2 separate regions of the Homo sapiens genome follow, and region 1 is linked to region 2. The links are chromatin loops, found by intact Hi-C in ENCODE. Cell type or tissue: ascending aorta. All regions are shown on one strand. Links, peaks and the distances in the headings refer to the core of each region. The heading gives the core; the rest is flanking DNA.

What was found. Hi-C counts contacts between places; a loop is a spot of excess contacts. Peaks named below come from ENCODE experiments on the same cell type or tissue, not always from the same donor. Only the 100,000 strongest peaks of a DNase experiment are listed, where the experiment ranks them.
Region 1: a loop joins it to region 2, with 5 times the contacts of the local background. A loop is called at or near these places in 3 of 110 quality-filtered maps.

What each region holds. Positions count from the first base shown.
Region 1 is chr7:158,779,958-158,795,015 of GRCh38, reverse strand. It overlaps ESYT2 (extended synaptotagmin 2), which reads left to right. Exons shown (of 23, transcript NM_001367773.1): 4 at 1,290-1,366; 5 at 6,599-6,671; 6 at 6,923-7,012. Among named protein-coding and RNA genes, the nearest start is that of ESYT2, 42 kb to the left of the region's middle. In ascending aorta, for the core only: no CTCF peak of the experiment used is centred there; a DNase peak (open chromatin) is centred at 11,258; H3K4me3 peaks cover 1,774 bases; H3K27ac peaks cover 6,271 bases.
Region 2 is chr7:159,092,912-159,107,969 of GRCh38, reverse strand. VIPR2 (vasoactive intestinal peptide receptor 2) reads left to right here. Exons shown (of 13, transcript NM_003382.5): 4 at 4,116-4,213. Among named protein-coding and RNA genes, the nearest start is that of VIPR2, 44 kb to the left of the region's middle. RefSeq lists an enhancer at 9,299-12,341. In ascending aorta, for the core only: a CTCF peak has its summit at 8,910; DNase peaks (open chromatin) are centred at 8,559, 8,969, 10,129, 10,719 and 3 weaker places; H3K4me3 peaks cover 1,934 bases; H3K27ac peaks cover 7,549 bases.

The sequences.
Region 1 (15,058 bases), core at 3,549-11,548, 310 kb after region 2:
GCCCCATTTTCACTTATTAGAATAGTGTGTTGATTGTGTTTTTTAGTGCAGTCTGTACATGGCTTAGCTAGTACCATAAAGAAAAAGCCTGGGAACTTGGGAGCATAGGAGGTGGCTAGACTTTCAAGTAAAGGCTTAGAGTTTGATTTGACAGCTCGTTGAGAGGTGTGATTTTAATACACTCATGCTTGTCAAAGTAAGCAGTAGTACTCTAAAGGTAAAGTGCTTCTTTCATTTTTGAGACAGGGTCTTACTCTGTCACCCAGGCTGGAGTACAGTGGCGTGATCACCACCGACTGCAACCTTACCCCCCCGGGCTCAGTGGATTCCCCCTACCACAGCCTCCCGAGTAGCTGGGACTACAGGTGCACGCCACCACGCCTGGGGAGTTTTTGTAGAGATGGGGGTCTCCACTCAGGCTGGTCTCAAACTCTTAGGCTCAAGTGTTTCTTCCGCCTCCACCTGCCAAAGTGCGGGGATTACAGCTTTGAGCCATTGTGCCCAGTTTTGTTTTGTTTTTAAGAGATGGGGGTTCACTCTGTTGCCTAGTCAGGAGTGCAGTGGCACAATCATAGCTCACTGCAGCCTCAAACTCCTGTGCTCAAGCAATCTCCCCACCTCAGCCTCCTAAGTAGCTAGAACCACAGGTGTGCGCTACCATCTTAGCTAATTTTTTTTACTTTTTGTAGAGATAGGGTTTTAACCATGTTGCCCAGGCTGGTTTAAACCTTCTGGCTTCAAGCAGTCCTCTGCCTTGGTATCCCAAAGTGTTGGAATTACAGACCTGAGCGGCCACGCCTGGGCGTGAAAGTCTTAAGAAATGAAAAATTATGAGACATAAAGAATAAATGAAAGGAAGTTATGTTTCAAACATGGTAGTAAGGATGGAGTAGAGGGAAAGGGTCAAGTTAGATGTGAAGAGACGAGAGTAAGAAGCTTGAAAAGAGCACATACGTATTGTTACATGTGCTGACAACAGCAATCATACCCAGTGCTTATTAACTGCTGTGGGCAAGGCATGCACTGCTGTCTTGACATTTATTTTGTCACCTAATTTCACAGTAATCTTATGAAACAGAGGCCCTTGTTTTCTGCAGCTCACGGGAGGAAGGTGAGGAACAGGTGTTAAATAGCTGAAAATCAAGCCACACTCTGTTATGAAGGCAGAATTTTAATTCCTGTTGTAGTCTGAAATTTAAAGCTTGTTCTGTTTGTCTCTATGGTATGTTACACGGTTTGATTTTTTTTTTTAACCTCTGTATCTTAAAATAAGCTACTTCTTATTTCAGCCCCTCAGGATCAATGGTGTTAAGGTATACACTGAAAATGTAGACAAAAGGCAAATTATTTTGGACCTTCAGATTAGGTAAGTTTTTATTTGTTATATTTGTGTTATGGTTAATGGCGTGTAATGTCACTTAGCTGTACCTGTAAGGTGGAGGATACAGTGAGCACACGTCTTACCTGCTGTTGATTGGAATTCGACTAAATTCTTGTTAGACATCCAAATATTATTTACCTTCTGGGTCTCAGTTTCTAACAGCCTTGATCATTGCCATTCATAAAATATGTTAAATAAGAAGTTAAAGACACTGCAAAAAAAGAAAACTATGGACCAATATTCTTTATGAACATTGATAAAATCCTTAACAAAATACTAGCAAACTGAATTCGGCAGCATATTAAAAAGATTTTACACCATGACCAAGTAGGATTTATTCCCAGAATGCAAAGATAATTCAGCATACAAAAATTTGTCGATGTAACACACCACATTAAAAGGAAGGAAAAAACCAAATCGTGATTATCTCAGTTGATGGAGAAAAAGCATTTAACAAAATTCAATACCCTTTCATGATAAAAACACTGAATGAACTAGGAATAGAAGGAAACTAACTCAACATAATAAAAACCATATAAGAAAACCCCACAGTTAACATACTCAGTGGGCCGGGCGTGGTGGCTCATGCCTGTAATCCCAGCAATTTGGAAGGCCGAGGCGGGCGGATCACGAGGTCAGGAGATCAGGACCATCGTGGCTAACATGGTGAAACCCCGTCTCTACTAAAAATACAAAAAATTAGCCAGGCGTGGTGGTGGGCGCCTGTAGTCCCAGCTACTCGGGAGGCTGAGGCAGGAGAGTGGTGTGAACCTGGGAGGCGGAGCTTGCAGTGAGCCGAGATCATGCCACTGCGCTCCAGCCTGGGGGACAGAGCGAGACTCCATCTCAAAAAAAAAAAAAAAAAAAAAACCCCACGTTATACTCAGTGGTTAAAAACTGAAAGCTTTTTCTTTAAAATCAGGAACACTGCAAGAATGCCCTCTTTCACTACTTCTCTTCAACACAATATTGTGAGTTCTAGTTGGAGCAGTTAGGCAAGAGAAAGAAATAAAGGGCACCCAGGCTGGAAAGGAAGAAAGACATTATATATATATATTTATATATATGTATGTGTGTTTTTGTTTGGTTGGTTTTTTTTTTGTTTTTGACACAGGGTCTTGCCTTATCACTCAGGCTGGAGTGCAGTGGCGCAGTCTTGGCTCACTGCAGCTTCGACCTCCCAGAATCAAGCGATCCTCTCACCTCAGCCTGCCGAGTAGCTGAGACTACAGGTGCATGCCACCACGTGTGGCTAATTTTTTTATTTTTTTTTTGTAGAGATGGGGTTTCACCATGTTTCTCAGGCTAGTCTCGAACTCCTGGGCTCAAGTGATCCACTCACCTTGGCCTCCCGAAGCTCTGGGATCACAGGCGTGAGCGACTGCACCCAGGGGAAGGAATTAATCTTTGTTTACAGTTGAGATGATCTCATATGTAGAAAACCCTAAAGATCCCACCAAAAAAAAAAAAAAAAGAACTCGTGGAACTAAGAAATAAATTCAGGAAAGTAGCCGGATACAAAGTGAACACACTAAAATCAATTGCATTTTTATACACTAACAATTAACAATCCCAAAAGAAAATGAAGGAAACAATTTCATTTGTAATAGAATCAAAAAGAATAAAATACTTAGGAATAAACTAAGGAGGAGAAAACTAAAATATTGCTGAAAGAAATCAAAGAAGATACAAATAAATAGAAAAACATTCTACCTTAATGGATTAGAAGACTTAATATTGTTAAGATGTTACTACTACCTAAAGCAATCCCAGATTTAATGCAGTCCCTATAATCATGAATCCGATAAGCAGTCATCATCCAGGATATATAGAGAACTCCTGAAATTCAACAACAGAACAACCAAACAGCCCTATTCAAAAATGTGGAAAGAACTTGAACAGACATTTCTCCAGGGATGATACAGAAATGGCTAGGAAGCACATGGAAAGATACTGACCATCACTAACCATTAGGAAAATGCAAATCTAGACCGTAATGAAATACCACCTAACACCTATTAGAAAGGCTACTGTCAAAAGAAACCCAGAAAATAACAGGTGTTGGTGAGATGTGGAGAAATTGGAACCTTTGTGCACTGTTGGTAGAAATGTGAAATGGTACAGCTGCTGTGGAAACAGTTCCTCAAAACCTTAAACATAAAATTACCATGTGATCCAGAAATCCCGCCTCTGTGTACATACCCGAAAGAATTGAAAGCCGGGACTTGAGCAGATATTTGCACACCCACATTCTTAGCAGCATTTTTTACAATAGCTACAAGGCGGAAGCAGCCCAAGGATGCGTGGGCCGATGAATGGATAAGCAGAATGTGGCCTGTACACCTTAGAAACACGGGACTCCTGCTCCAGGCCGCCACATGCTGGACCTTGAGGACCTTATGCTGAAGGAAACAAGCCAGACACAAAGGGACAGCGTCTGCATAATTGCACTTGTGTGAGGTTTCTGGGGGAGTCAAACTCATAGACAGAAGCGGAATGGTGGTTGCCAGGGCCTGGGAGCAGAAGGAATGGGGAGTTAGTGTTTAATGGGGGGAGAGTGTTCGTTTTGCAAGTTGAAAAATGGTCCGGAGACGGATGGTGGTGATGGTTGCACGTTATGGATGTGTTTAGTACCACTGAGTTGTACACTTAAAAATGATTATGAGGGTAGATTTTTGGGGTGTTAATTAATTCATTTATTTATTTTGAGACAGAGTCTCACTCTGTTGTCCAGGCTGGAGTGCAATGGCACGATCTTGGCTCACTGCAACCTCCGCCTCCTGGATTCAAGCAATTCTCCTGCCTCAGCCTCCTGAGTAGCTGGGATTACAGGCACATGCCACCATGCCTGACTAATTTTTATGCTTTTAGTAGAGACAAGGTTTCCACCTTGTTGGCCAGGCTGGTCTAAAACTCCTGACCTCAAGTGATCCGCCTGCCTCGGCCTCCCAAAGTGCTAGGATTACAGGCATGAGCCACCATGCCCAGCCAAATTTTTGTGTATTTTAATACAGTGTTTTACATTGGAAAAAAACAGAAATTGAAGATCTGCCAACTGCCATGCCTAGCATAATAAAAATGGGCTTCCTTCCCCCCACACCCCCCATAGGGTCTCGCTCTGTCACCCGGGCTGGAGGGCAGTGATGCAGCTGTGGCTTAAAAGCGGGCTTCTCTTGTCCTTCATCCTCATTCTTCCTTGAGCTTGCTCAGGGCTTCCTGCTCCACGTGGGGCCTCACAACACGCTGTGTGTGGTGCCCAGTGAGTACTGTGCACTCAGAACAACCATGTAGTGTCTAGCAACTCAGAGTTGTGTGCTGTTTTTGATCCTTTACTAAGGATCATTTTATTAAAATGATCATCTTTGAGTTTACAAAGTATTTAAATATAGTGAATGTACAAAGTTGGTACCAAGTTACCTTTATTTCAGAAAGAAGCATAGACTTTCTTTAATATGGAAAAATCTGCCTCTTTAAAATATTTGGTGCTAGGGCAAACACCATTGTCATCAGTGGAATAAAGGAGGAGGCCCACGTATGTCTCGGGTCAGGCAGTGCCCCAGGAGGACGCTCCGCCCCCAGGAGGACGCTCCGCCCCCAGGAGGACTCTCCCCACTGGGCTGATACCAGGCTTCGTGAGGGTCGGAGCCTTGTGCTGTTGTCCAGTGTCCCCAGCACCGAGCGAGTTTGAGTCCATCAGTCAGTGGATGCCATTTTGAAGGTGCAGTCTGGTTTCATGGTTAGCTGCCATAACATATGCCAAGTATCCTGCTCACATTTACGTCTCTGAACAAATACGCATCAGTCTGGTTTCATGGTTAGCTGCCGTAACATATGCCAAGTATCCTGCTCAGATTTATGTCTCTGAACAAATATGCATTCTGCTTTGTTGTGAGTTCCAGACAAGCACTTTAACCAAATTGGCAGGCAGTAGAGATAGGGAAGGAGTAATTGAAAAGTATTAGAAAATAAAATGATCCAGGCCAGGTGCGGTGGCTCATGCCTGTTAATTCCAGCAGTTTGAAAGGCCCAGGTGGGTGGATCCCTTGAGGTTAGGATTTCAAGACCACCTTGGCCAACATGGTGAAACCCCATCTCTACTAAAAATACAAAAATTAATTAGCGTAGTGGCACACACCTGTAATCCCAGCTACTCGGAAGGCTGAGGCAGGAGAATCACCTGAACCCAGATAGCGGCCGTTGCAGTGAGTCATCATTGCACCACTGTACTCCAGCCTCGGCAACAGAGCGAGACTCCATCTCAAAAAAAAAGAAAAGAAAATGATCAAGTCATAGAATGAAGAAAAGGAAAGTTTTTTTAATAGTTTCGCAACAGGTTAGTGGTGATTTTACCAACTAGGTAGAGAGTAATTCTCAATGAGAGGAATCTGTAGGTATTGGCTTTAACACCAGGACAATAAATATTGGAAGAAACTTATCCCAGATTCCTTTTGTTACTATTTTGCTTATCTGCTTAGACATTCCCTTTCTAGCATTTATCAAACTTACCAACAAACATTGTCAGGTAGGAGTGTGACATCCTACCTCCAAGAGCCAAGGGTTGGGTTCAGGTCCTACACTAACCCATGGAAAAAGTATTTGACATTTCATGTTTATATTAAAAACAGGTGCAAATCTTGCCTTTAGCATTATGTTTGTTTCATATTAATATTTGAAATGACTTAATCATTGAGTAAAATTGAGGCCCCAAACAGATACACTGTTTCTAGTCTTTGATGTTATAGAGGCCTAGGGCACTGTGAGATTTATCATGATTGGGAAGCAAGGTGTGAAATTTATTTGTGTGAAATAAAATTAAACTTTTTAATGTTTAAACATCAGATTTATAAGGTAAGAAAACTACATTGCATCAAAAGACTGCTTCAGAAGTTGCAGTTTGTTATTCGCATCTTCTTTTGAACATGGACATTTATATTTAGTTAAGTGTTTTATATATAAGACCAACAACAACCACAGCCATTGATTGATTGATTGAGAGTATTCCTCCCAACGTCATAGCAGTGTTGGATCTGATAACAGCCTGCACACCTGGAGCAGTAAAATACTATAATTTGATGGGCCACATTTTAGGGTTTTTACCTACAATCTGATTTGGTTGCTTTACTATCATTTTATTCAGATTATACATCTTGCAGGTCTATAATGATTAAGAGAATAGTTCATTTCACTTACATCATGTAATGCAGAATTTTTTGTTAGTTTTGTAGGAAATTGTGAGATTGATTTGGAGATCAAACGATATTTTTGTAGAGCTGGTGTGAAAAGTATCCAGGTAAGTTTTTTGTTTTTTTGTTTTAATTTGACAGTTTTCTAAAGTTCTCTAAGCTGTATTCAAAAATAAAATTAGGAAGTTTTTTTAGCTTGGAATTTTTTTGACGTTCAGTTTTTAGCTGTAGGTCATAGTTGAGATAAATAAGAAGTCACATGCTCAAAAGTTACTAAGATTCGCATGCAAACTCCTTGCGTTAAGCGGCCCTGCAGAATGTTTTCTATTACATATTTTGGTTTCCTGTTTGAGTTTAGATTCATGGTACCATGCGGGTGATCCTGGAACCGTTGATTGGAGATATGCCCTTAGTTGGAGCTTTGTCTATCTTCTTCCTTAGGAAACCAGTAAGTCAATATTTATTTCATTTTTATTTTCCCATTTGGTGGCAAAAATACATACCCGTGGAAGAATATATAAAGTGGAGAAACAAAATTTTATCAACTCACCGTTGTCCCTTTCTGTTGTGTGAATCCTGTGGGAGTTTTTTGTATTTCTTTGTGCCTTAACTGAGAGCTTATCTCTTGATAAACAGCTCTCTTTCCTGATTATAAAAATGTTACAAAAATTTGGAAACATGGACTTCTTCAGAAGGGTGGGTCTTAGCTCACATTTTATTCACCACCTCACTGAATATGATTTATAGATATTTGCTCATTTAATCCTCATGACTCTAAAGCTAAATGTTAACATTGTTTTCTCTTACTGTTCAGAAACTGAGATTTTGAAAGTCTTATTTTTCCAAGTCACACAATTAATAAGAGCCTGTATACAGATCCAGTTTAGTCTGATACAGAGCTCATGTTCCTGAACACTTTGTTGAGAAGACTCATCTGTAAACCTCCCTCTTCTCCCTTCCAGAGATAAGGGCTGCTGTCATTAGCATGCATCTCCTTCCTCTTTTGGGGTGTGTTTAATGAACTGTACACACAGTTTTATATACAGGTTGAATGTTATCGGAGATGCTTGGGACCAGATTTGTTTCAGGTTTTGTAATATTTGCGTTAGACTCCAGTGAGTATTTCCTTTGAGCATGATGCTAGTACTCAAAAAGTTTCTTATATTGAAGCATTTTGGATTTTTAGATTAGGGATGTGGAACGTATACTGTGTTGTTGTTGCTGCTGTTTTACAGTAGTTAATACTATTTGTTATTTCCCACAAAACCAAGACAACAGAACTGTTACTCCCACCAGACAAACTCCTTCCTCCTTCCCTGGGCTCCTGCAGCCTCTGTCCAGCGTCTCCCTTTGCTGCCCTCCGTGTTCATTGTGCTCCTGGTCATCTTCTCCAGGTGCACACTGCCCATATGGTTGTCTGTATCAGCCCACACCTCGCCACTACCTCCCTGTGCCTTTTTCTTTGCCGCAGAAGGCTTTCTTCACCCCTTTTGTTTCACTTTTGTGAAACTTTCTTCGCCCCTTTTGTTTCAGCAATTTCTGCACAGTTATTGTTAGCTCTTTGAAAGCAAGGATCATAACTGTCTCCTTAGAGTCTGGCAAATGAATGATGCAAGATGTGCCATTGATGAGTCCTTTATGGAAGTACCTTCAACATCATTTGTAATTTAAAGTAGGAATATTAATTCATATAATTTGATTCAAATAACTGATTAAAAATTGTCATTTGGCTTTTAAAATACGGGTTTATCTACACCTGACATAAACTAAGTTTACTACAGCTTGTACTTTTTCTGTATAAAAACAAAAGAATTAAGTGTCATCACTTTCTGTTATGAATAAAATAATTGTTCTGATTTTCTTATTACTGAAAGAATGGGCTTATTTTGAATCGATTTTAAGTACACGAAACATGGGAACGTCCAAAAACTCCTAGGTCATCTCTGTCAAATTTTACTGTTAAAATTAAATTTTACTATTCAGGAAGTTAAGAGATTCATAAGATTTAAAATTAATGTGTTTTTTTTCCCATACCAGTCATTAAAAGTCCTCTATGTTTAAGAAACGAACTTCATTAGTGACCAAAAAAACCTCAGTAATCTTAACAAATTGCTAAGTATTTTTAACTTACCCATCTTTAGCCAGGGACATTTTTAACAATTTAGAGAAAGACCTTTTTAAAAAGTTCATTTCAGAATGTAACGAAATCCAAATCTTTAAATCTTCTTCAAAATTTAATAGTGCTGTTACTTAGTTTGGATCTTCCATTGATGACTTTACTTTTAAAATAACGTATTAACTTCCAAATGAAATTTAGTGCTCAGAAAAGAAGGATGGGGCTGAGAAGTTCAGAGTCACTCATTTCCTTATATGGTGAGTAAAGTCATCAAACGTACTCCAGTGAAAAGGAAAATTTTCAGTTTATTTTACTGGAAAATATGAGAACAGAGTTACAGCTGGCTGCCAAGTAATTCCTCCTCATCCTGGTGAAAGATATTTCTAGAAAGGTTTTTATTTTGTGGGTTTTTTAAATTTCTTTCTACTATTTGGATGATTTAGAAACCCTTACGAAACCTTTATACATTTTTCTACTTGTTGGCTTGTTTAGTTTTTATAATGTAGAACTTGTTGAAGGAAAAAAACCCTAAATATTGCTGAGGTGACGAAGTTGGAGTGTAGGTGAAGAAGGCAGCACAGCGCTGTGGTTAAGTGATAGACGTGTGTGTTGGACAGCCTGGTTTTCCACTCCTAGTTCTTTCTCTTACTGTAGCCTTTGAACAACTTACTTCTCTAAGCCTCAGTTTTCCCATCTGTAACATGTCAGGACAGTAATACCTACCTCACACAATTAAATCTGAAAATTAAATGCCAAATGAATGTAAACTGCTTAGTATAATACCTAACAGATAGTAGTCTTCATATTTTAAGAAATTAAATATTTCTCCTACATGTAGGTTTAGTCCTGACACTGGAGGTGATTTATTTATTTATTTATTTATTTATTTATTTATTTATTTATTTATTTTGAGACGGAGTTTCACTCTTGTCACCCAGGCTGGAGTGCAGTGGCGCAATCTCGGCTCACCGCAACCTCCACCTCCTGGGTTCAAGTGATTGTCCTGCCTCAGCCTCCAGAGCAGCTGAGATTACAGGCACCCACCACCACGCCTGGCTAATTTTTTTCTATTTTTAGTAGAGACGGGGTTTCACCATGTCAGCCAGGATGGTCTTGAACTTATGACCTCAGGTGATCCACCCACCTTGGCCTCCCAGAGTACTGGGATTACAGGCGTGAGCCACCGTGCCCGGCCACTAGAGGTGAATTATCAGTAAGGAGAAAAGCTTGGATAATTGTTCTGGTAAGAACTCAACCAATTGGTGTTTGCCTTTGGCTGTGCATAGGGAATCCTTCTCACTTGGTAGTTGTTGGGCAGCATACGGTTTTAGGGTGTTTCAGAGTCCTTAGTCTTGTTGAGATTTATCCCTCGACTAGAGGGGATCCCGGAGGTCTTTCCCAAAACTTCCCTTAGAAATGGTCCTAGGCTTACTCCAAACATGTTCATCCACCAACTTTTGGAGTCTTCCAGCCCAATGCGGAGGTGCTGGCTGCTGGTATCTTTTGAACCGCAGATTCCATTTCTTCCTCTGTAAAATGGAAACAGTGTCTTCTGTTATGAGAAGAAATTGAATCCTATTAGCCAAGGACTCCAGAAATTGATGTGCTTTAAGCAAATGGGGATAAAAAGGAGACGAATTTATTTAAAACATAAAAATAGCATATATTGATGTCTCATGACGTGTACAGGGGACTGCAGTTGAGTCTCAGGAACAGAACGGAACCAGGAATTCGAAAGCCTTCGTGACTCTCTCCACCTCTGCTCGCTTTCCTCTCCCTCTGAGACTAGCTTCATCTGGTTCTGCAGTCCACATGTGGAATAGCATGTCTGCCAGCACTTCAGAGAAAGCCTTGCGTCTTCCTGCATCCTTGGCCTCTCCCTTTGGCCTCCCAGAGTACTGGGATTACAGGCTTGTGAGCCATTCCAGCTGGGTCAGATACCGACCCCTGGACCAGCTGGGGGTAGGAGGGTTGCAGTGTTTGAACAGGGCTCCCTGAAGCCCATTCTTAACAGCCTTGCAGATGAGGCTGCAGTGAATTCCAGAGTCAGGGCCACAGGCACATCCACAGACTCAGACCACACGTTAGTAACTGGGAGTTTTTGCAGTATTTATCCTGCTCTTTTCCCCGACTTTCTGGGATCTGTGGTTTGATGTTTATATTATTTTGGACAGTCTTGCCCACCCCCAGTAGAGGGGGTACAGAGGAGCTTCCTGTTGTCCTGGTCCATCCTGGGTCTTGGGGCCAGAGCTCTCCCAGAGACCCTCCTCCTCCTCCCTGTGCCTTGTGTCTTTGGCGGGTCTTTTGCAGGAGAGGGTCTGCACCTGCCCCAGCAATAGAGGTCTCTACCAGCCTGGGACATTGTCCTACCATGTCCTTAAGGGACCTCTCCCCAGCTGCAGTGGGTTCTCAAGGTGCTTCCCTCCCCCATGGCTTCTGTCCCTTAAGGTGGAAGGTGGGGCGGGGCTTCCTTTGTGCCCTTCTACAGTGGCAGCTGCCTCCTCCCGGGCTCCTCCCCATGGGAAGTGTCCTCCCTGGGGTCGTCTTTGCACACCGGGGATGCAGGTGCCACCACGTGATGTGCACACCTCTGTGGTTCTCTGACTCACCCACACTTGGCCTGTGGCCTTTCATTAGGATCTTGCTGGAGTCGTCTCACTTGTTTTGTGGGGATCTCGTCTTCCTTCAAGTTCAGCCCACTCCTGCCTCTCCTCCCTCAGAGCTGCCCCGAAGGAGGGGTTTCACGCTGGCTGGTGGCTCAGGATGTCAGCTCTCCCGTGTGGTCAAAAGTGAAGCTCTCAGAAGTCCTGGGACTTAGAAACATAAGAAAAACATTTTTGAACTTTACCAACAGCCCAGATCTGCTAAATAAAAAACTGGAGAAAGGTGGGAGCCCTGAGTTTGTATTTCCAACAGACTTCCCAGGTGATTCTTGTTCTGAACTGTGGAGCTCAATGCAGCCAGGATGCCAGGCATACAGCACTGGTCAGGTGCCAAGCAGCTGCCCTGGAATTGTAAACGTTACCCACACCCGTCACAACGGATTAGGGAACGTAGAGAGAAGAGGGGCATCTGTGCGCTTCATGAAACACGTGGATACATCTGTGTCATTCCAGTTGAAACCTGACATTGTTTTCCGATCTTGGAGTGCCGTACACGTTCTGCTTCTCGTAGAAAAGCCGCAACAGCTCAGAGGTGACTTCCTGTCCTTTGGAAATGCCTGTTCCACTGGCTTTTCAGTTTCCTGAAATAGCTCAGTCCTCCAGAGGCGAGGCTCCCAGCATCCTGAGGCACGTGTCCATGGGGAAGGAGGGGCACGCTGATTTTAGTTGCTTTTCCAAAGGCGCCTTCTAAAGCCAGGCCTTTATCGGGCCCTGCTGGTGGCTTCTCCACGGTGCCCTCATGTGGACCTCAGACTGGGCTTTGGAGCCTCCTGTCTCACACACCCATTTTGTCCTTCCCACACACTCGTTCTCTCTCACTTGTTCTTTCACACTTGTCCGCACTCATTCTCACAGACTTGTTCTCACACGGTTTCATTCTCACATTTGTTCTCATGGACACACATTTTCACACTTGTTCTCACACATGCTTGAGCTTCCATACTCATTCTCACACTTGTTCTCTTGCAGATTCGTTTTCACACCCATTCTCACATTTGTTCTCACACTTGTTCTTTAATACTTCTTTGTTCTCACATACCCACTTCACATGTTCTCATTTGTCACACGCTCTTGTTCCTTCACACTCATTCTTTGTTCTCACACTCCCACTTTCCCGCTGCTTCTCACACTCATTTTCTTACACTCGCTATTCCACTCACACTTGTTCTCACTTGTTTCACACACACCTCTCACTGTTCTCACACTCGTTCACTCACTTGTTCTCGTTCTTACACTCACACCTCACTTTGTTCTCACACTCGTTCACTCACTTGTTCTCGTTCTTACCTCACTTTGTTCTCACACTCGTTCACTCACGTTCTTACACTCACACCTCACACTGTTCTCACACTCGTTCACTCACACTTGTTCACTTGTTTCACACATTTCTCACATTTTGTTCTCACACTCATACTTGTTCACTCATTCTCACTCGTTGTTACACTCACATCTGTTCTCACACGTTCACACTTGTTCTCACTTGTTCTTTCACACTCACACCTCACTGTTCTCACACTCACACTTGTTCACTCACTTGTTCTCGTTCTTACACTCACACCTCACACTTTGTTGTCGTTCACTCACATTTGTTCTTACATACACCACACTTCACACGTTCACTCACACTTGTTCTCGTTCTTGCACTTACACCTCACTTTGTTCACACACTTGTTCTCGTAATTACACACATCTCACACTTTGTTCTCACACTCGTTCACACTTGTTCTCGTTCTTACACTCATACCTTTCACACTTTGTTCTGTCGTTCACTCACACTTGTTCTCGTTCTTACTTGTTCTCGTTCTTACACTTACACCTCACTTTGTTCACACACACTTGTTCTCGTTATTACACTCACATCTCACACTTTGTTCTCACACTCGTTCACACTTGTTCTCGTTCTTACACTCACATCTCTCACACTTTGTTCTCACTCGTTCACTCACATTTGTTCTCGTTCTTACACTCCCACCTCTGACACTTTGTTCTCAGTCGTTCACTCACACTTGTTCTCACTTGTTCTTTCACACACCTCACTTTGTTCTCACACTCGTTCATTCACACTTGTTCTCGGTCTTATACTCAAACCTCTCACACTTTGTTCTCACAGTCGTTCACTCACTTGTTCTCGTTCTTACACTCACACCTCTCACACTTTGTTCTCACACGTTCACTCGTTCACTTGTTTCACACTCACACCTCTCACACTTTGTTCTCACAATCACTTGTTCACACTCACACTTCTCACTCGTTCTTACACTCACACCTCACACTTTGTTCTCAACACTCGTTCACTCTCACACTTGTTCTCGTTCTTACACATACCTCACACTTTGTTCTCAACACTCGTTCACTCTCACAGTTGTTCTCACACACCGCACACTGTTCTCACACTCGTTCACTCACTTGTTCACTCACACTGGTTCTCACTCATTCTTACACACACCTCACACTGTTCTCACACTTGTTCACTCATACTTGTTCTCATTTGTTCTCTCACACTCCTCACACCTCACACTGTTCTCACATTCGTTTCACACTTGTTCTCGTTCTCTCGTACTTGTTCTGACATGTTGTGTCTCACATTTGTTCTCACATTTGCTCTTATGTTCTCACACACTCCTCACATATTCTCACACTTATTTTCTTTCTCACGCTCATTCTCACATTAGTTCTCTGTCCCTCTTTCTCACATAGATTTACACAGCCTCTCACACTCTTTGTCTCACACACATTCTCACTCATACACACGTGTTTCCTTTCTCTCTTTCCACTTGCTCCCTCCGTCATTACAGCCTCTGGCTCTTGCTCCTTCACCATTCCCTGTGCTCAGGGACAGGCCTTTCAGTGCCTTGAACATGGGGACCCCTTTGCCTGGTGCCTTCTTTCTTGCATTCAAATCTCTTCCTTTCAAAAGCCAGCTGAGTCCTTTCCTTCCGCAATTCCTGCTCCTGCCTCCCTGACGATTAGTTTCTCTGAACTTCAGTAGCACTTAAATGTATCTCAGTCTTTTCAACAAGGCCCACGTGGGCATGCCCTCTGTTGCCTGACAAGCTTATACTAAAACTTCCTTGTTTTGTGTTTTTAATACTCCATCGTTGATAGTTAATATTCTTTTTGAGGTTTTGTTTTAGACAAAGTAATGTTTTTCTGAAATGATTCTAAGACAATTGGTCAGAAATAGTCTCTGCTTGTTTGGTTTATGTTTGGTCAGTTGTGCTTTGATTATAGATGGTTCCTCATCTGAGATTAAAGTGGGACAGAACTTCAAAAGTAAAAGGGTAAATGTTCGCTGTGATGCTTATGTGGCACATGTGCTAGTCCTTGATAGTGGCGAGAAAGATCTTAATTGCTCAAAGGGATTTCCAGGGAAGGAAGCCCTCAGGTGATGACTGCAGTCGCAGGCAGTGGGCTTGGAGCCTGGCGTGTGGCCTCTGTGCATTGTCTGACTTAGTCCTCACAGGATGGGATTGTTCCCGTGTTACTGGTGAGGAAAATAAAGGCCAGTTTATCATTAAAATGGAAACTTTGATAGGGATGCTTCTAGTATTGACATTTATTGTCTAAAATCTCCCAAATTGTACTTTAAAGTTTAGAAACTTTGTTCTTGAATGGTCTCTTTCGTAGGTAGTCATTCTGAGTGACAGATTTGGAAATGGATGTTTAGGGTGTCACAATAATGGGGGCTGGGGCCCCTATTGCCCTTAGTGGTAGA
Region 2 (15,058 bases), core at 4,396-12,395:
TCTTTTGATTTCTCATCCTTCCAGCAGGTGGGAGGTTTGGGGGCTGTCTGTCCTATGCTAGGCAGGTGGCCTCTGGGCATCATCACGTGTGTCCGGCACTGTGCATCATCACAGTGACCAGCACACTGGCGCCCTGTGTCTCTGTGCCAGGCGGGACCCTGGGCCCTGTCCAGAAGCAGTGGGCAGCTCCTTCTCCAGGTCCTAACCCCTGCCCTGCAGCAGCTCCAGAAGCAGTGGGCAGCTCCTTCCCCGGGTCCTAACCCTGCCCTGCAGCAGTTCCAGAAGCAGCGGGCAGCTCCTTCAGGTCCTAACCCTGCCCTGCAGCGGTTCCAGAAGCAGCGGGCAGCTCCTTCCCCAGGTCCTAACCCTGCCCTGCAGCAGTGGGACCCGGGATGCAAGTCCTCTTCCCACCCGGGCTGGACTTCACCACTGCTGCTTGGGGAAAGCTGTGAGGATTAGGTGCTTCAGACATTTCCTGCCCCCATCCCCTCCAGGAGGCAATGAGCCAACTGTCTGCATAGAGGGGAACAAAGGAAGCAGGGAGCCAGGGTGAGAGGCACGAGGACTCATCACTGGGAGGACAGCCTTCTGTGAGCAGCTGCTGTTCATGCCCCATGCTCAGGGGCCAGGAGGCAGCTCCGACAGCTGTGTGCTGACCTTTCTCCCTTGACTTGCTTTCTGTGTTTCCAGTTGCTCCTGGTGCCCACCTGCCAATTCTGCATGGCACTGTTTTAGCCAGACCCAGGGCAGCAGCTCAGCCGCCCATCCAGCACAGGTGTAGGGCCAGGTGTGGTTCTGATCCTTTAAAGGGGCATCAGCACATCCCCCAGTGGAGGATGATGTAGGCTCATGGGGCTTGGAATAGTCGCTGAGAAGCACTGAAGCCCTAAGGGAGGCCTTCAAGTATTCGTCATCCTGCAAGTGGGCGAGAGTGTGCTCCCACCCCCCACAACCTTTCTCTGCACCTCCCTGGCCTCTCTGCCCCTGGATGGCCTCTCTCTGCACCTCCCTGGCCTCTCTCTGTACCTCCCTGATCTCTCTGCACCTCCCTGGCCTCTTTCTGCACCTCCCTGGCCTCTTTCTGCACCTCCCTGATCTCTCTGCCCCTCCCTGGCCTCTGTGTGCCTCCCTGGCCTCTCTCTGCATCTCCCCGGCCTCTCTCTGTACCTCCCCGGCCTCTCTCTCTACCTCCCCGGCCTCTCTGCCCCTACCCAGCCTCTCTCTGCCCCTCCCTGGCCTCTCTCTGCCCTTCCCTGGCCTCTCTGCCCCTCCCTGGCCTCTCTGCCCCTCCCTGGCCTCTCTGCCCCTCCCTGGCCTCTCTCTGCCCCTCCCTGGCCTTTCTGCCCCTTCCCGGCCTCTCTCAGCACCTACCTGGCCTCTCTGTGCCCCTCCCTGGCCTCTCTCTGCCCCTCCCTGGCCTCTCTCTGCCCCTCCTTGGCCTCTCTCTGCCCCTCCTTGGCCTCTCTCTGCCCCTCCCCGGCCTCTCTCTGCCCCTTCCTGGCCTCTCTCTGCCCCTCCCTGGCCTCTCTGCCCCTCCCTGGCCTCTCTCTGCCCCTCCCTGGTCTCTCTGTACCTCCCTGATCTCTCTGCAGGTTGCCACCTCAGTCATTTCCTGTCCTTCCACATCTGCCCCATGTGTCTCAGGAGTGAGAAGTCAGAAAGGATAAAGAACCTGTGAGGGAATCTGCACTTCATAGAATGACTTTCTGACTTAGTTTGTGGAGTTTTATTTCAGCATCTTCTTTGGATTGGTAAACACTGATCTCCCGTAGGAAGGAGAAAAGGCTGCACCTCGCAGAGGATGAGTGACAGGCTCAGCTCCCACCGAGGTCCTGGCTTCCAGGCTCAGGATAGGGGCCTGCAGGTGCCCTGCTCAGGTGAGAGCCAGGCTGTCAGGTGTGGCGCTTGGCCCATCGCTCACCAGTGTGACTTTGGGCAAGTGACACGACTTCCTCAGCCTTGGCCGTCTCATCTCTGAGATTAATTGGAGAGCTGCCTCCTGTGGTGTCAGGATTAACTGGGTTGATGCAAGCACAGAGCCCGGCATTCCTGAGGGCTCAGTGAGTCGTAGTGGCCACTACCACATGACTAGTATTATTATAATAACTATTATGAGTGCTGTTCCTGAGTCTGTGATGGGCACATTATTTATCTTTGTGGACCTGTCTCCTTGTCTGCACAATGGGGCCGTGGGACCAGGTCTCTAGGAGGCTTGCCTGCTTTAGGGCTCTGTTTTGCCTCTACCGTGTATGGGGTCTCTGCAGCTAAGAGGCCCCCAGACCCTGCTGGGGCTCCCTGTGTGAGGTGTGGGCCTTGTAGTCAGAGCCCCTGATTGGTGATGGTGTCGGGGTGCCAGTGGGCAGGGCCAGCCCTGAGGCCTTGCTGAGACCAGTCTCCCACCCCACTCCTCCCCAGTACAGCCAGAGCCTGGCCCGGCCCTCTCTCTGCCTCTCATCACTGCAGGACAAGAATCATGCACGCACCCCACTCAAACTACTGAGTCTTCAAAGCCTTGTTTTCCCCTTCTGTAAAATGGGAACAGCAGCGCCCACCAAGTCTGTCTTGCAGGGTTGTCTTGAAATTAAAAAGTCACGGGAGTGAAAATATTTGCTAAATCCAAAGCCCCAGACCCTTCCAGTCACCCAGGCAGGGAGACAGGGGCTCCGCTCTGGCTGTGCCAGGAGTGCATGGAGGGGTCCGGCCTCCTGGGCTCTGCTGTGGGGGTGACCCTAACACCATGCAGCCATGCTCGGGGCAAGGCTGGCACGGCGTTCAGTGCCTGGTTTTATTCTTACGGCTCGGACACCTTCGAGAGCTTTATCACTTACTGTTCTGTGTGGCCATCTGCTAAGGACACACACAAATACAAGGAACATTGAATTTCTGAGCTTACATATGATTTTAGTTCCGTAGGCGCAAAAGATGAGATTGTAAGGGAACAACTGCCTTGGTTTCCTACAATTAAACTGTAATTCCGCCATCCTTTCTTCCAACACCAGTGGCCAAATGGAGCCTGCCCTACTGGGTCACGGTTGGTGATGAGGGCCTGGCCAGGAGGAGGGAAGGTGCTGTCAGGAACTGGGGCAGGCCAGGCACCAGGTCACCGTTGGTGGTGAGGGCCTGGCCAGGAGGAGGGAGGATACTGTCAGGAACTGGGGCAGGCCGGGCACCCGGTCACCATCGGTGGCAAGGGTGCTGGCTGGGAGGAGAGAGGGTGCTGTCAGGAACTGGGTGGGGCACCCAGTCACCGTCGGTGGTGAGGGCCTGGCTGGAAGGAGGGAGGGTGCTGTCAGGAGGAGGGAGGGTGTTGCTGGGAGGAGGGAGGGTGCTGTCGGGAGGAGGGAGAGTGCTGCCAGGAACTGGAGCAGGTGGGGTACCCGGTCACCATCGGTGGTGAGGGCCTGGCTGGGAGGAGGGAGGGCATTGCTGGGAGGAGGGAGGGTGCTGCCAGGAGGAGGTAGGGTGCTGTCAGGAACTGGACTGGGCACCTGGTCACCATCAGTGGCAAGGGTGCTGGCCAGGAGGAGGGAGGGTGCTGTCGGGAACTGGAGCAGGCGGGACACCTGGTCACTGTCGTGCTGTTGGGAACTGGAGCAGTGGGGCATCTGGTCACCGTCAGTGGCGAGGGTGCTGGCCGGGAGGAGGGAGGGTGCTGCCCAGAACTGGAGCAGGCGGGGTACCCGGTCACTGTCGGTGGTGAGGGCCTGGCCGGGAGGAGGGAGGGTGCTGTCAGGAACTGGGGCAGGCTGGGCTCCTGGCTCCAGGATGGCCAGGGCTTGGCTATAAATATCACTTATGGTGGCAGAACCTAAGAGTCTGTTAAGAATTTTCATTCTGCCCCAAAAGAACTACACTTACAGTTGCGGTAATTATGACTTATGACACAGTGCGTTCACTCACATCTCAGGACCCACCGGCCCCGAGAGGTGACCTGCTGTCCAGGTCACATGGACTAGGAGGGCAAGGAAGGTTTTTTGAGTGGCAGTCCTGTCTCCTAGCTGACCCCTGGGTGTGGGAAGCATTTTAATAGAGCACGGGCTCAGCACGGACTAAGGTCCCTTCTAAGGCCAGTTTTCATGGACTTGCAGATAAAATATCTGAACTTCACTTTCCAGGAAACATAAGCAAAAACTGTACGAGTGACGGATGGTCAGAGACGTTCCCAGATTTCGTCGATGCCTGTGGCTACAGCGACCCGGAGGATGAGAGCAAGGTAGGCTCCTGCGTGGTGCTACGGTGGTGAGGTTCCACTTCCTAACACTGCACCAGAAGCCCCCTCCTGCCCTGCAAGAATTATGTAGATTTTTCCCCTAAATAATCCTCTGAGTACCAATGCTACTTTCTGCTTTCCAAGTTAAGCGAAGTCCCTGTTTCCGTTCTGCTGCTGGCACTTGGGATTGTTTGATTGTTCCGTCATTTTGCAGGCAGGGAAAGGCCGGTTTTCTTGACCTGCTGTGTATGTGTCTGGGAGATGGTGAGGAGAACCTGAGAGTGGCCCCGCCTGCCCGAAAGTTACTTTTCAGATGAGTCCTGGAGAGCATGCCCTTTCTGCATTTGGATTTCTTGTCCCATTTAAGATTTTGCCACATTCTGGGGCATTGAGAAGTCAGCGCCATGGTTTCCTGAGCCCTGAGCCTGCAGCAGGAGATGTGATCACAATTAGGGTGTCTTTTCAACTAAGAGACCCAGCTTGTCCTCCGCCAAGAGGTGTCTGGGAGCAGGGGTCCCAGGATGAGTTGGGGACCCCCCAATCCGGGCTGCACAAACTTGCTGCAGTGATCTGGAGCTCTTGGGTGTTATGTCCACTGTGAACCCTTCTGCAGGGCTGTGATCTTTCAGTAATGAGGATGTTTCTCCCGAGTGTGGGATGTGTGGCCTTAAGCTCTGCTCTGGTCCATCCGTGCAAACTTCCCCAGCTCTGCCTCAGACAGCTGCTTCTCCTGAGGGCTCACTCTGTGCTACGTCTGCCTGTGGTTTATCACCAGACAGACCTCCATCCTTGCCGGCAGCCCTGGCAGCACCGTGTGGGTGGCGGGCACCATAGCAACCTGCAGCCAGAGGTGTGTGCAGAGTGTGCTCCCTGCACAGGGCAAGGCAGGAGGCAGGGGATACATTGGAGGCTGCTCTAAGGAGCCCTGGGAAGTATCGCGCTCCCCACATGCAAATGTTCTCCTACAAGCCCACAGCATTCCGGGCAAAACCATCAGCTTGTGGGCCGATCACCTCCTGCCCTGACCCTGCTCCGCCTGCCCCTCCTGGAGGTGTGGCTTCTGCCCTCTGGGCCCCCAGGGGATGGTGGCAATGCTGCCTGGCTGCCTCTTGGGAGAATGAGCCCAACTTTCTTACAGAGGCCTCCTTTGCTCACTTCTCTAAGATTCACAACTCTAAGCCAGTTCTTTCTCCGCCAAATTATTAAACCCTAGGAAAGGAAGTATCTTATACAGTAACCAATATCCCAACGATTGGAAGGTAAAACTCCTGACCCATGGTATATGGGTCATTATCACACTGCTGATAAAGACGTATCTGAGATTGGGTAATTTATAAGAAACAGAGCTTTGATGGACTCACAGTTCCGTGTGGCTGAGGAGGCCTCAAAATCATGGCAGAAGGTGCAAGGCACATCCTACATGGCAGCAGGTGAAAGAGAGAATCAGAGTCAAGCGAAAAGGGAAACCCCTTATCAAACCATCAGATCTCGTGAGACCCATTCACTATCACAGGAACAGTCGGAACCGCCTCATCGGATCTTCTGAGACCCGTTCACTATCACAGGAACAGTTGGAACCGCCTCGTCGGATCTCGTGAGACCCGTTCACTACCACAGGAACAGTCGGGGGAACGGCCTTGTCGGATCTCGTGAGACCAGTTCACTACCACAGGAACGGTCGGGGGAATGGCCTCGTCGGATCTCGTGAGACCCGTTCACTATCACAGGAACAGTCGGAACTGCCTCGTCGGATCTCGTGAGACTCATTCACTACCACAGGAACAGTCGGAACCACCTCGTCGGATCTCGTGAGACTCATTCACTACCACAGGAACAGTTGGAACCGCCTCGTCGGATCTCGTGAGACCCGTTCACTACCACAGGAACAGTGGGAACCGCCTCGTCGGATCTCGTGAGACCCGTTCACTACCACAGGAACGGTCGGGGGAACGGCCTCGTCGGATCTCGTGAGACCCGTTCACTGTCACAGGAACAGTCGGAACCGCCTCGTCGGATCTCGTGAGACTCATTCACTACCACAGGAACAGTCGGAACCGCCTCGTCGGATCTCGTGAGACCCGTTCACTACCACAGGAACAGTCGGGGGAACGGCCTCGTCGGATCTCGTGAGACCCGTTCACTACCACAGGAACGGTCGGAACCGCCTCGTCGGATCTCGTGAGACCCGTTCACTACCACAGGAACAGTCAGGGGAACCGCCTCGTCGGATCTCGTGAGACCCGTTCACTACCACAGGAACGGTCGGGGGAACGGCCTTGTCGGATCTCGTGAGACTCATTCACTACCACAGGAACAGTCGGAACCGCCTCGTCGGATCTCGTGAGACCCGTTCACTACCACAGGAACGGTCGGAACCGCCTCGTCGGATCTCGTGAGACCCGTTCACTACCACAGGAACAGTCAGGGGAACCGCCTCGTCGGATCTCGTGAGACCCGTTCACTATCACAGGAACAGTCGGGGGAACCGCCTCATCGGATCTCGTGAGACCCGTTCACTATCACAGGAACAGTCGGGGGAACGGCCTCGTCGGATCTCGTGAGACCCGTTCACTATCACAGGAACAGTCGGGGGAACGGCCTCGTCGGATCTCATGAGACTCATTCACTACCACAGGAACAGTCGGAACCGCCTCGTCGGATCTCGTGAGACCCGTTCACTACCACAGGAACAGTCGGGGGAACGGCCTTGTCGGATCTCGTGAGACCAGTTCACTACCACGGGAACAGTCAGAACCGCCTCGTCGGATCTCGTGAGACCCGTTCACTATCACAGGAACAGTCGGAACCGCCTCATCGGATCTCGTGAGACCCGTTCACTACCACAGGAACAGTCGGGGGAACGGCCTTGTCGGATCTCGTGAGACCCATTCACTATCACAGGAACAGTCGGGGGAACAGCCTCGTCAGATCTCGTGAGACCCGTTCACTATCACAGGAACAGTTGGGGGAACCGCCTCGTCGGATCTGAGACCCGTTCACTATCACAGGAACAGTCGGAACCGCCTCATCGGATCTCGTGAGACCCGTTCACTACCACAAGAACAGTCAGGGGAACGGCCTGCATGATTCAGTTACCTCCCACTGGGTCCCTCCCACATGTCGGAATTATGGGAGCTACAATTCAATATGAGATTTGGGCGGGGACACAGGAAAACCATATCACGTGGCTAGTGGATAAGGTGGTGCTGGCTGGCATTGGCAGGTGTTACTGTGAACCCACTGTCATTGTGTTCAGCAGATAAGGTGGTGCTGGCTGGCATGGGCAGGTGTTACTGTGAGCCCACTGTCACTGTGTTCAGTGGATAAGGTGGTGCTGGCTGGCATTGGCGGGTGTTACTGTGAACCCACTGTCATTGTGTTCAGTGGATAAGGTGGTGCTGGCTGGCATTGGCAGGTGTTACTGTGAGCCCACTGTCACTGTGTTACTTTAGTTAGGCTTGAAAACAACTCACTGCATGGATGGAGAAGCTGAGGCTTAGGGGAGTGGTGAGGTGTGCTCCCCACTGGTGAGCAGCCACAGCCAGGCCCTGGTAGTCTGATTCCCATGCAGTCTGCTTGTTGCCATCTGGTCGGGACAGCTCCTGGCCCCACCGCCCTCCCTGAGTGGGTTGAAGGCACCTGCAGGAGTCGCCTGGCTGGGGACCACATTGACCTGTGGGCCCGTCTAAGATGCGCTGTCCCCCATGGCATCCAGTGGAGTTGAGAGAAGACTGAGTTGAGTGTTGGGGGCCCAGCTCCAGCACGCATGGCTGTGAGCCCTTGAGGAAGGTCCTCAGGGAGGATCCTGGGGCGCATGGCTGCACCCAGCTCAGCCAGGGAGAGGGGGAACATTGCGGCCTCTGTCATCACACACCATGGCTGACAGCGGCTCTGGTGTGTGAGATCACAGCAGTGATAATACCATCTGCCCCAGGCTTCCATAGGAAAGGGAGCAGCCAGGGGTCTCAGGGGCTTCTGTGGCCTGGGGGGGATTTCAAGGTCCAGGTGGGATCCCCGGTGTGTTGGAGGCACCACCTCTGAGTCTTCATCTTCGTCTGCACCTAGCCGGCAACTGTGCCTGGGAGACATTAGGACAGAGGTGCTGGTGAAGAGCAGAGACCAAGGCCCCCAGCAGCGTCACCCAGAGCCCCGTATGTGCAGGCTCCGTCGTTCATTCTCTCCTTCCTTTATTCAATAAGCATTCCCTGGGAACCTCCTTTCTGAGCCCCAGCCTGGGTTATAAAGAGTGATGTGGATCTGGGAGGCAGTGACAGCCGCCGCCTGCTGTGGCAATGTCAGCCCACAGAGTCATGCCCAAGCTCCTTATCTCCTGTCTCCTCCTGGGCACACCCTGTGAGGCATCCCAGGGACACGTGGCAAGCTCTTCTGGGTCCACTGGTCCTTCATCGAGGCCTGTAAGTAAACCCTGCCTGCGTGAGCATAGTGGCTCTGTGATCCCCTGATGCTTTGCTGTTTAGTCTGAAGAACTATTTTTCTTCTTAATTAAACATTTCAGAGATTCTGCAAATATTATAAGTGCATATTCACTGCTAAGGGATTAGAAAGTCAAAATATTTTAAAGTGAGAAAGCAAAGAAAAGGATGGCACAAAACCAAAATGAATAATTTTTCTTCCTGTTGCAGTTTCTGCTCGTTGAATACTTTGAATACTTGGTTGGTTTAGGGACTCGCTTCCAAGACGAAGCAACAGCACATAGCACAGGCGGCTCTGGAGGCTGCAAGCACCAGAACAGGCCCCAGGCAGCCACGGGGTGGACATGCACGGTCCTGGGCCGGCTCTGCCCACCGGCGAGCGCAGGGCTGCCTGGGAGCTGAACTGAACAGAGTTTCTCCTGCCCGGAGCTCACGCTTCGTCCCATCAGGCCCACTTGCTTCCCAGATTCACATTTTTAGTTGTGTTTCCTGCTTGCACAGGGCCAAAGTCTGCCCTGGGTGTTGTGTGTGCAATCATTATTGTTTATTGTTTTCGAAATTAATTAAATTCGAGAAAAAAAATTAGCCTCCACAGAAGCCACAGACTTGGCTACATGTGTGAGGGAATCAGCAGAGATGTGGGTGTGGGAGCCCCTGGGAGGAGAAGGGCTCTGCGGACCAGAGGGCTCTAGGGCAGCCCTGGGCACTGCTGAGCAGCTGCATCTCATCTGGACCTGGAGCCCAAGGGGCCGCACCAGCCGTGGCCATGGTCTGGGCCTTTATTTGGGGTCTCACCTGCTGCAGTCAGATCCTGAAGCAGATAAGCCAGCCAGGGATCAGTCTCCCTGTCCAAGGTCTTCCCGTCTGTGTCCTCTTCCTGCCAAGACCAGCTTTCAGGCCTGGGGGAGTCTTAGGTCTTCACTGAGTAAAGGGTTTCATCCACAGTGTATCAAGGAGCAATGGCCCCAGTCCTTGCCCTCCACAGCTGCTCCTCTCCGCTTGCCCACCCGCACTGTAAGCCACAGTTCTCGAGCACCACCACCAGCAGACTGAGGGCTCGGGATCACCAAGTGTGGGAGGCTCCCCGAGCCGTGTGCTGGGGCCCGACCACCCGGCCCTGCCCTGCCCTGCCCTTCATCCCATCACAACTCTTCTGTGCTGATGGATGGGGGCCGGGGTTCCCACTGCGTGGAAAACAGAACAGCTCAGGCAGAGGACGGGAGCGGCAGTGGCCGGGCTGGTGTGAGGCTGGGGATTCCGCTTGCCCCGGCAGGGCTCAGGCTTCCAAGAGGCCACGGAGGAGCTCCTGGGACTGATCGTGGTGCGGGCTCTGGCCCAGTGGGTCTGTGTGGGGGCTGAGACCCTGCCTTTCCAGCACGTTCCCAGCTGGTGCCAGTTGGAGTCAGAGCCTGGAATCCTTACACGAGAGGCCAGAAGCCTTGGCCTCAGCAGTCCAGGCCTGAGAACCCACCCAGCTGTCACTCACCGATGGCTGAGTGACTTTGCACAAAGCCCTGTTGCCCGCCCTATCCCACTCCTGGGATCAGACCCAGAAATCTTGGTCTGTGTGTCCCAACTGGCTACAATTGCTGCTCAGCTTCTGAAAGGTGCCTCTTCAAGCCTGTTTCTTGAAACAAGGCACTGAAAAGCATACGTTGTGTCAAAAGCCCAAAAGGAGTGGGAATTCTCCTTGGTGATTTGGATTTCATCTTGGGCACTGATGAAAGAGCACAGAGTGGGGGCCTCCCTCCTTGAGTCAGGGTCAGGCAGGGGCAAGGCAGTAGAATCTCTAACACCCTGGGCACTCACAGCCCTGCCATTGCTTCTGTGGTGGAGGTGGCCAGGGCGGAGTGTGGCGTTCCCGGGAATGGCCTCAGCAGCACACCGTGGTGGGCACGCGAGGGGGCCGGCTCCCGTAAGTCTTCTGTGTTACATACTGGTTAACTCCGTTCTTACATAAAGAGCACGTCTGCTAAATTTAGCCAAGAGAACTGTTTGGCATTTCGGCCTCCCCATGCTTCAAGTGCACACATTTCTTCCGTGTTACGCCACATCCCTAAAAATAAGCCTCTGCCCTCCTCCAGCACTCAGGCCACCGCAGTGACTCGTTCCCACTGATGGCAAACTTCACTCCCCAGGGCTCCCATCCCTGGTGACAAAGATCACAGCAGCTGGCACTGCAGATGCCTTTGTGGGAGGCACCATCTGATCATCCCGCCAACCCTCCTGCAACCCTGCAAGGACACACCAGCCTCCCAGGGTGCCAGGAGGAGCCTGCCAGAGACCCCCAGAGCGGCCTGCCCCAAATCACCTCTGAGAGCAGCAGCTTTTCTGAAGGAAGCCTCCCCTCATGGTCCTCAGGCCCAGCAGGTGCCAAGCTCAATGCCAGCCACGAGGGCATTGGCTCATCGAGTGATGGGAACGGGGACAGCAAGGCGGCCACAGAGAGGGTGGTCTCAGCCATGGACACAGTACGGCGGAAGCATCCCGAGGTGGGCCGGGACAAGAGCTGGGCCTGTGGCTGCTGCGGGGGCCACGAGACTGACCTCAGGCAGGGGCAGAAATCTGGCCACAGGCAGAAATCATTCAGCTGTCACCTGGCACAACCAGACAGGATTATGAGCACTTTTCTGCTGTTTAGTTTTAACCTGTGCATGTGATGCTTAATACTTTCCAAATAAATGGATGAGTCTTTTCAGGGCCAAAGGAGATACGGGACCAGGGAAGGAGGTTAAGAAGGAAATGCACAGATACGCTGGTGCCTGGGGATGGCGATTGGGTCTCCAAGTTCTTTAAGTTCTAAAGGAATCCGCTAGGGAAGATTCTCCTAATGGGAGGGAGATGAAGGTGAAGGAATTAGAGGTCCACATGATCAGGAAGGTGGAAGGATGGAGGAGCACACCAGGATGATGTGCAGCACAGGGCAGCGGACCTGTAGGAAACACAGCGGTGCGCCAGGCGCTTCTGGGCATGGAGCTGGCCGATGCCGGAGGAGGGGAGGTACGTGCCTGACCCAGGATGGACCATCCAAGGCAGCAGGGTCTGCACACCAGGCTCTGCATGAAGGAGTGTGTGGCCCCAGGCAGGGGTTGAAACTCTCCGGGCCTCGATGGATAGGAGGCCTGTCTTTGGGCTTGGGCAGCCTTGGGTGGGACCTCCGGCATTGTGCTCTGGGGAAGGGTCCAGCCTCCCTGCTGCTCCCCTTAAGGGGAGGTCTGTATGTGGGCGGCAGATGTTCAGCTTGGGCACCCAGCAGCTGGCTCTTGGGCTCCACAGGTGGGTGGGGCAGGGGCGCTGGTTCTGAGAAGGTGTGCGTCCTGCAGCTTGTTGCCAGGAGCCCCCGGGGAGCCTCCAGATCATACACCACACACCACACTGGCCCCTCCAGGACACACAGCACATGCTTCAGGACTCAGCATTTATGGTCCTCAGAAACAACTGTATTGAAGAAAGTGTGGAAACCCAAATTTCAGGGTTCTAGGGAGGTCTGTTAAAGACTTAAAAAAAAAAGAGAGAAGGAAGAGTTTTGAAGGGATTCACCTACTGCCTGTCAGGTCGGCACCAACTGTCATGTCGATGTGATTTGGAGCCTGGACAGGAGCAGGGGCTCGTGGAGACCACCGTGGGCTGGATAACGGCCAAGGGGGCAGAACAGCAGGGCCTTGAGTCTGGGGCTTCCGGTGACACTCCTGTTCTCCCTCTTAATAGTCCTTTTGCTCTATTTTCTGCTTTTTCAAAAATAAGAATATATTGGTTTTATATTTACAAAAATCAAATTTTAAGTACTAAAAAAACCACTTAAATTTATACGTGCTTTGCCTTTGAACCCCAGACTTTGTCAGTACAAAGAGGAAACTCAGTTGTCACATTCTCTCTGCTGTATCTTTCTTAGCAGCTGTTTTGAAGTTAGTTGCAAGAACAGGGCCAGGTTCCCCGACTGTGAGCCCTGTCACCGGCTGTGAGCATTTGCCCGGCCCTCACACTGGGTGTGTGCAGCACACAGTCACTTGCACACACGCCTTTTCACCCCTTAAATGTTAGGAATCCCCTAAAAGCAGGGCTGGTCTCTTAAATCTCTTCAGTAGTGTCATCAAATTTAGGAAATGTCCCATTTTCACTAATGCTGTCATATGATTTGCTGTCTCGGCTCCGATTTCATAGACTCCAGGCCAGGATAGTGCGCTGTGTGTGGTTGTGGTGGCTCCCCGGCTTTAATCTGGAACTCTCCCTAGCCCCTCTCCATCTTTGTGGCCGTGATGCCCTCAGAGACCTCAGCCCTCTCATTTCACGAAGTGGCTTTGCTGGGGTCTATCTGATGTCTCCTTGGGACTAGGTTCAGGAGATCTGCCAGGCACATGTTTTAAAGCAAAGTACAAATATTTGCTAGCAAAGCAAAGGCCCCCACTTCCTAGGTCAGTTGCCTTTTTTAATCCTAAACTCTGTGCATGAACTAGGTCTCAATGGGATAAAAAGCTCCAAATGTCTCTGTTTCTATACTTCAGAAATGTCATGTTTGGATTTTAAAAGAAAATAAGTTCTCCCTCTAACTTGGACATACCATAAAGGAAACACGTGGCTTAAAATAAGGTGTGTGGCACGGCATGGAGTCGCACTGATTACGGGCTGTCTGCCTCACAGCCGTGTACACGCAGGATCTTCGTCTTTAAAACGTCACCACCAGAGCCGGATGCCACCCTGCAAAGAAGCTGCAAAATCACACTGCAATTATCACCGCAGGCTCACTTGGGGTAACAGCAGTGCACACTCTTCTCTGGGAAACCAGCCCTTATTCAGAGGAGGAACAGGAGGCCACCCAAGGATGTCTCCGGTGCCTGTGCACGTGGCCACGACCTGGGCCTCCCAGCAGCTCTGGTTCCTGAGTGCCAGCCCTGGCTGACGGGTCAGGGGCTCCAAGGGCTCCTGAGGGCTGAGCTTAGCTAGTGGCTGATGTCAGAAGCAGCCATGGGCTCAACTTTCCTTGGGCCTTGGGCACTCTCTGGCCTGTGTCTAAATGATGTCCCCATTCCTCAGACAGCAAGATTTAAGGGGCAAGATTCCACGTGCTCATCAGAGACCCCGTGGCCTCTTCCTCTGCTGAGTCTGGAAGTGAAGCCACAGGTTTCACATCCCAGATGGCAGAGGCGAGGCCCTGGCTCCCATGGGGATGGAGCAGAGGGGAGGAGCCTCCCCTGTGGAGAATGAGACCAGGGCTGCAGTGAGAGACCATCCCCTCCTCTGCATCTCTCCTCTTGGGGCCTCTTAAATGATTTGGAAATCATTCCCCTAAAAATTGAGCCTTTCCTTGAGAGGTCAAGGCAGACTTTCCCATCACAGATGTGAGCCTGTTCCCCATCCTACCCTTCAGCTTCCTGCTCCCTTTCCATCACGCAGACATGACCACCAGCCCTGAAAGAGGGAGTCACGAGGGGCGCCCGTCAGCACTGGGCATGGGGTGGCCGCTGTCCAGGAGACTCAGGGACACTGCGGGGCCTCTCCCATGTCCGGACCCAGGGACGCTGCAGGGCCTCTCCCCTGTCCGGACCCAGGGACGCTGCGGGGTCTCCCATCTCCGGACCCAGGGACGCTGCGGGGTCTCCCATGTCCGGACCCAGGGACGCTGCGGGGTCTCCCATCTCCGAACCCAGGGACGCTGTGGGGTCTTCCATGTCTGGACCCAGGGACGCTGTGGGCACCTGCTTGTTGTGGGTGGAACAGCTCCTCGCTCCCATCTCGGATCCTGAGCCCAGCGCTGCTCTGCACTGACAGACTCCAGGGGAGTTTTCAGCCCAGGGAAGTGGTTATTTTTGTGAGAAATAAGACTATTTTTAAAAATCTCCCCTGAGTGAGTTGGAGAGGCTCCTCACTTCCGGCAGTGAGAGTGAGCTCCAGCCACACCCGCCAGCACCCTCGAAAGTAAGCGTGGAGCCGCGGTGCCTGCCCTGACTTCTACTAAAGGACGCTTCTTAAAACACGGTTGGTCTGAGTTTCCCATTTCCCTGAAGGATGACCTCTGAGAAGATGGACGAGACCAGCCTCCTGTGTTGACGTTTTCAGTCTCAACCTAAGGAAAAGTAAATGAGCACACAAAGTTCTCAAAGTCTACAGTGTTTTTAAAAATATAATGACGTTTACCTCTCACCTTCCTCCAGTAACTGCCAGTGTCTTGAGGAAATGTCTTCTGCCCCCACCAGCCCCCGCAGGACCACATCTCTCAGCTTGGGAGCAGCATCTCCGCTGCTAGACGGGTTCTCTGAGTGGACGGCACCAGTGCAGAAGTGGATGGCTTGTTCCACCTGCCTTGACTCCCCCAGGTCACCCACTCTCCCCGGAGAGGCTGCACACTCACATGCGTGTGTGGGTAACAACAGTCACAGCCTTGTTCCCAAGGCCTGAGTCTTGAGAGCAGAAGGGAGGC